2 separate regions of the Mus musculus genome follow, and region 1 is linked to region 2. Evidence: chromatin contacts called from ENCODE POLR2A ChIA-PET data. All regions are on one chromosome and are shown on one strand. The core of a region is the stretch at or near the end of the contact, and the rest is flanking DNA. Distances in the headings are between cores, read along the strand shown. Region 1 holds the start of Gabrp (gamma-aminobutyric acid (GABA) A receptor, pi). Region 2 holds the start of Ranbp17 (RAN binding protein 17).

What was found. ChIA-PET counts read pairs that join two places held with the same protein, here RNA polymerase II (POLR2A).
Region 1: POLR2A ChIA-PET joins it to region 2 with 10 read pairs in embryonic stem cell. The contact joins the promoter of Gabrp here to the promoter of Ranbp17 in region 2. POLR2A ChIA-PET finds 5 or more read pairs at or near these places in 2 of 5 experiments (Patski and embryonic stem cell).

Annotation. Positions count from the first base shown.
Region 1 is chr11:33,577,505-33,580,476 of GRCm38, forward strand. It overlaps Gabrp (gamma-aminobutyric acid (GABA) A receptor, pi), which reads right to left and starts at 1,453. Exons shown (of 10, transcript NM_146017.3): 1 at 1,302-1,453.
Region 2 is chr11:33,512,495-33,515,486 of GRCm38, forward strand. Ranbp17 (RAN binding protein 17) reads right to left here and starts at 1,259. Exons shown (of 28, transcript NM_023146.3): 1 at 1,108-1,259. The coding sequence starts at 1,125.

The DNA of each region.
Region 1 (2,972 bases), core at 203-2,702, 65 kb after region 2:
ATACCGGGCACAAGAAAGCAGTAGTGAGCCGGGCGGTGGTGGCGCATGCCTTTAATCCCAGCACTTGGGAGGCAGAAGCAGGCGGATTTCTGAGTTTGAGGCCAGCCTGGTCTACAGAGTGAGTTCCAGGACAGCCAGGGCTACACAGAGAAACCCTGTCTCAAAAAGCAAAAAAACAAAACAAAACAAAACAAAAAAGCAGTAGTGAGTTAGGAGGCTAGAATGTGACATCTTTTCTATGATGGAGAAAGTCCTTGGTTCCCCAGGGATCACATGTGACCCTGCTCCTTATGTCAAATCCACTTTGGGGATCAGGTCCTGGAAGTTCAGCAGGAGTCACCAGCCCATATAGCTGATGAGCCAATCTTCAAGGTACTATTTATATGTCTACTGCTCTTGATGTAGGCTCAGTCCTCTCTTTTGGATACAGGCATCAGAGCCAGCACTTAGTGGTGATCAAAGACCATGAGAGGGTAGGTGGAGATTCCAGCCTTCAGCAGTTGCGCCTGCAAGGTGGATTAGCTGAATCCTCTGGCTAAAATCTCCTATCTGTGTGTAGAGGAGAGCCTGGGCTTTGGAGTTAGATCAAGCTGAGTCATAGTTAACCTCTCAGCTTTGGTTTCCCACCTGACAAATCAGAATAAACATAAACAATAAATAGTACTTTCCATTTGCTTCACTGGTTCTATTCTCGGTGTCTTCCGTTGGGGGATTTAGTAATCTCACTGGTTCAAGAACAATTTGAAGCTGAAACTACTCCTTGCATACTCGGCTGGTACCACCCAAGAAGAACAGGTCACACGCAGGACTTGAGTGTCACCTGGGAGGCAGTGACTCTGAGAAGCAGAGGTGATTCTGATGGGAATTCCCACCTCTGCTCCATCACAGAAATGCCTGAGTGCTCTATGCTCTAGCCTCCTTCACACTCACTTCTGTTCCCTCATCCTGTCACTTCAGTGGGTGTGTCATGTGTGGGTAGGCAGGTGTAGTTGAAAGGTCTTAGTGCCCTGAATCTTCCCCAAGAAAACCATGAAGGTGTGCCTTGTGCCTGTTGGTCTAGCCTGGCAGCAGAGAGGAAAATGATGACATTTCCAGTGCCAGGCAGGGTAGTGCCAACCTGGGTCTCTCACTCTGACAGAGGGCATCGCACTACACTCTAAGACCTGAGGCAGAGTTAGGGCTCAGCAGATTCCAGGCCTGCCTCCCTCCCTCCCTCCCTCCCATCCACCCCAGCAGGGCTCACACCTGCAGCTCCTTACTGCCTTCTTTCCAAGCACAAGGGATGCCAGTCGTTCCCTTACCAGGCAGCTGTTACAGCAGGTGTTTCCAGATCTCAGGCAGGACTCTCACACAGAGCATACTCTTTTGGGTCTCCAGGGTCCTTTTCATCTCAGTCCTGACTCTTTGGGTGTTAAGTATGCACCCAGTCTCCGATGGAGTGGCGCGCTCTCTCTCTGGAGAAGTTGGAGCTGCTGAACCAGGTATAGGTGGGTGGGGCCTCCTCCAGCTCCTCCCTTGGTGGAGCTCTGACTGGTCTTGGGTTGTTTGTGAGAATCAGCCAGCTCTTGATGTGCTTTGATTATCTTGCTAATCTATGCTTTGATTCTGGGTTCCCGTTTTAGCCACACTCCCAAACCTCAGCTGAGAAAGACTTGTGTGATCCAAGATGTCTTAAGAGTTCAGTGCATGGATCCACCACTTTGATAAACTCTGCTTTCAGGGGACGTGCCTCCAACACTGTGCAAAGGGATCCGAGTTAGCCTAATCATCAGATTTGCATCCACAAAACAACTTAATTTGTTTCTGAGAGCCTCAGTCCTGGCTTTGCCTTGGCTGAGTTTGTTTGGGATTAACATCGTCTAATAATATGTGTTACTAGAGACTATTCAGATTTTCCAGTTGCAAAGACACAGAAAATGCTAAGGATTAGGAAAGTGGTGCTCAGAAGAGGTGGGGGGTAATTCTGGAGATTTCTGGTCTCATTTGCTGTATCCCAGATCCCTAGAGAATATCCTTTAAGTCTCAAACAAATTCCTTCAGGGAACTCCATATTGTAGCCAGTGGTCAAGGGTAGAAGCCTCTGGAAGTTGGTGTCATACCTGAGAGGGCTGGGAACCAGAGGGAGGGGCAGGGAGAGGGCAGAGGCTATGGCAGGATGCCTAGAGGCACCTTCTTCCTTCTTGGCAATGTCAAGGCCACCCTGGGCCAAGCTCCTGTGCAGACCCTGCCCAGTGTGGAGCAGGGAGGTAGAATAAACAGAGGGAGCAGGAGCTAGCGGCAGGAAGCAGAAGGAAGTGGGCAGGAGGGGAGGATCTTAGGGTACAATGTACTATAGATGCTTCTGGCTCTAGACCAACTCGCTTAGTGTTCCTCTGGAGTCTGGCCAGCCCCCCACCCCCAAACATTTCTGTGCTTGCGGGGAGGGTGTGGATGCTGAAGAGAAAGCCCTTTCACATCACCTGAGTGACCCCACTTTCACCTGGCAACCTGAAGGTGGCCAGAACAGGAATGACTGAATAGCCGTTTCAAGTTCTACCTGAATGCCCATGGTTTGGGGCTAATTCTCAGAATTTCTAAGAAGTTCTCACATAAACAGAGTTGTCACAAAGACAACTGAGATCTGGGAGGCTCTGTGGGAGGGGGAACTGGGAACAAGGGTTTAGCTTTGGGCAAGTTGCTTAATCTACCGGGAGCCCGCATCTTATGTGATGAGAGAGGTCCATCCTCAGCAGGGTTGCTGAAAGAACTCTGAGGTCACAGGCGGTCACAGGCAATCACAGGCGGTCACAACACAGAGTTGCATCTCAACGTCTCTGGCATAGAAGACCCTATGCACGAGGTGCTCGAGAAACTAGCCTTCTCTCATTCTGTCTTTTCAATTTGCTTTTCTTCTGCTGTCATAAACACCATGATCATTTTCTTTCTACTGTCATAAACACGCAAGCTGGGGAGGAAAGGGTTTGTTTCAGCTT
Region 2 (2,992 bases), core at 9-2,508:
AATAGCTAATTCCGAGCTGGGGAACCCTTAAAAATAAAACAAAACAAAACAGTAAATAAAAAGATAACAGTAAGTAAAAAAGATAAAATGTGGGTCTATTTCCTGGTTCTAAATTACTTTAGAAGTAAGAAAGCACTAAGTCCATGGGACGGACCATCGGATCCATGTAAATCTACAAGGGGAAGGGGCATTCAGATACACTGTCACTAAGATCCCGCCTACTTCTCTAAGGTCTTCTGCCATCCACAACTTTTCAAATCAATCTTAGGATGCAAGAACAGATTTTCACAGTATGCAACGGTCTTCCACAATTCTTTGCTTTGCCCACACCGTCTTTAGTCTGTAGTCTTTCTTCCCTCACTACCTGGGTATCTACATACAGTTCCTACAATTCCCGCTAGAGTCCCACGTCCCTGAGAGTACAAGGCAGCGAGTTTGCCCAGAGGCTTATGTACCATCAGTAGGAACCCAGTAACAAGTGGAGACTCCACTCCACCTACGGATGGACTGCCCCCTTTCTGTGCTCCCGCGATATCCCGTGACTAATTCTACCATAACAGTCTTCACGTGTGCAGCAATTATCGCGCGCTCTAAAAGGACGAGGGTGGTAGCTGACGTCGCCCTGCATCCCGAGAACGTTCCGCCACAGGAGATGCACAGCGGAGAGGCTCAGTATACTTCTGTGGGATGAAGACCGGCAGAGTGCGGGAGCCACCGGACAGACCCGCATCCCTTCAGCGTAGCCGGCGCCCAGCCCCGAGGCTCCACCAATGAGGCTGCGCGCTCCCGGTCGCGCCGCGCCCCGACCCGCGCCCGCCTCCGGCCAATGACAGTCCTCTGGCCCCGCTGCCTTGCTCCCGCCGTCCCGGCCTCCGAGCTCAAGCTCCCGGGGCGAACAGCGACCGCGGGCTGGGCGTAAGGGCCGGATGGCGGCCCCTCCGCCCCAGCTCCCACCTGCCGGGACGCCGCTACAGCCGCGCCAACCAGAGCGTACTCCGCGGCCGAGCGTAGCCCGCTCCTCTGCGCCCGCCCCACACCGTTCCCAGGCAAGGGGCTGGGCTCGGGGTCGCGGCCTGGAGCTCCAGGCCCACAGCCCGGCGCACTGACCTGAAAGTGCAGCGCCATCTTCCCGGAGCGGCGCAGGCCGCGCGGCCCGAGGGCCGAGGGGAGGGGGAGCGAAGGCGCCGCGCGAGCCCGGCCGCCGCGGGATCCCCCCAAGCCGCTCGCTCCCAGTGCTCGGCGCGCTCCGCTCGGAGCCCGCAGCGGGACTGGGCGGGGCCGGCGGAGCGCGGGGAGGAGGGGGCGTGTCCTTCGGGCTCCTCCGCCCAACCGCCGGTGCGCTCCTTTTACAACCGCTGCATCCTCAGAGTGAGCCTCTGACCTCTGACCTTTAACTTTTAACTCACCACCACGACCCAACTGCCCGCCTCAGCTGCCCACTTAGTTTTGGAGACTGGGTCGTCGGTCTCACTATGAATACTGTAATACGTGAACCAGGCTGGTCTCGAACTTGAAGTCACAGTCATCTGCATGCGGCCTGAGTGCAGGCATAGGTGGTGTGTGTTACTGCCCACTTTGGCTCCTAAATCTGTGGTAGATAGGCGAAGAGACTGCTCAGCAGTGGAGAGCACCCTCCCACATGTTCATAACTGCATGTAGCTCCAGCTTGTGGAAATCCAACTGCTTTAGCAGGCACCTGCATCGCTTTCATACACATAATAATAAACCTTAAGTCTACCACAAGCCATATTGATTCCTGACAGAACTCTGAAACAAATACATGACTCCCAAATCCCACATCTGCACAGATGTTCTGTTCCTCTAACACACAGCCTTTGACCCCCCCCCCCATATGCTATCCTTAACTCTTGTTCCCCAATGCCCAACTCCCATTGTTTATTTTTTTAACTTTTTGAGTAAGTTAAGCTGACATTGTGTATGAGGCATTAAAATTATAAAATTCTGGCTTGTCTGTAACTCCTTGTCTACACTTTCACATGAACTTATATTTTACACCAAATTATTTCATGGGAATAGGAGTTATTGAGCAGATATATCGAATCAGAGTTGCTCATTACCAGTGTTCTTCATTTCTCCAGAGTTCAATGCTTCTATTTAACAGCCTTTTTATGTATTTAAGGGGAAATTTTCCTGAAATGTTTCTTACAACTTAGGTATATTAACAAATTCTCTCAGCTTTTGTTAATTTGAAAGCATTTGTTTTGTTTTGTTTTTCGAGACAGGGTTTCTCTGTATAGCCCTGGCTGTCCTGGAACTCACTTTGTAGACTAGGCTGGCCTCAGAAATCTGCCTGCCTCTGCCTCCCAAGTGCTGGGATTAAAGGCATGTACCACCACGCCCGGCTCATTTCATCAATTTTAAAGGTAGTTTTGCTGGGTATAAAATTCCATAATAGCCTTTTGGGCTTTAGTTTTTTAATCTTTTGATACTTTAAAGATGATATTTCATTGTCTTCTGGTTTACATTGTTTCAGTTGAAGAGTTAGCCATCAATCTTAATTATTGCACCTTTAGATAATATACTCTAGAGTACTTGAAGTTTTTTTCTTTCACTTTGTTTTTGACCAGTTTCAGTTTGTCACTAAGTCTATGTGTTATATTCATCCTACTTGAAATTAATAGTTGTTCTCGTGTGATCTGACATCTTCATCAGTTTTTTAATATTAACCAGTATTTCTTTTATTTTTTTTTAAGATTGTATGTGTGTGTGTATGAATTCACTGTTGCTATCTTCAGACACACCAGAAGAAGGCATCAAATCCCATTACAGATGATTGAAAGCCACCATGTAGTTGCTGGGAATTGAACTCGGGACCTCTGGAAGAGCAGTCAGTGCTCTTAACCTCTGAGCCACCGATCAAACCCCCAGTATTTCGTTTAAATACTGTTCTGTTCTCCCTTCTTCCTTTCATTGTGTTACATGTATGCTAAAACTTTTTGCTACATTATTCTTTCTTCTTGAACTGGTCTCC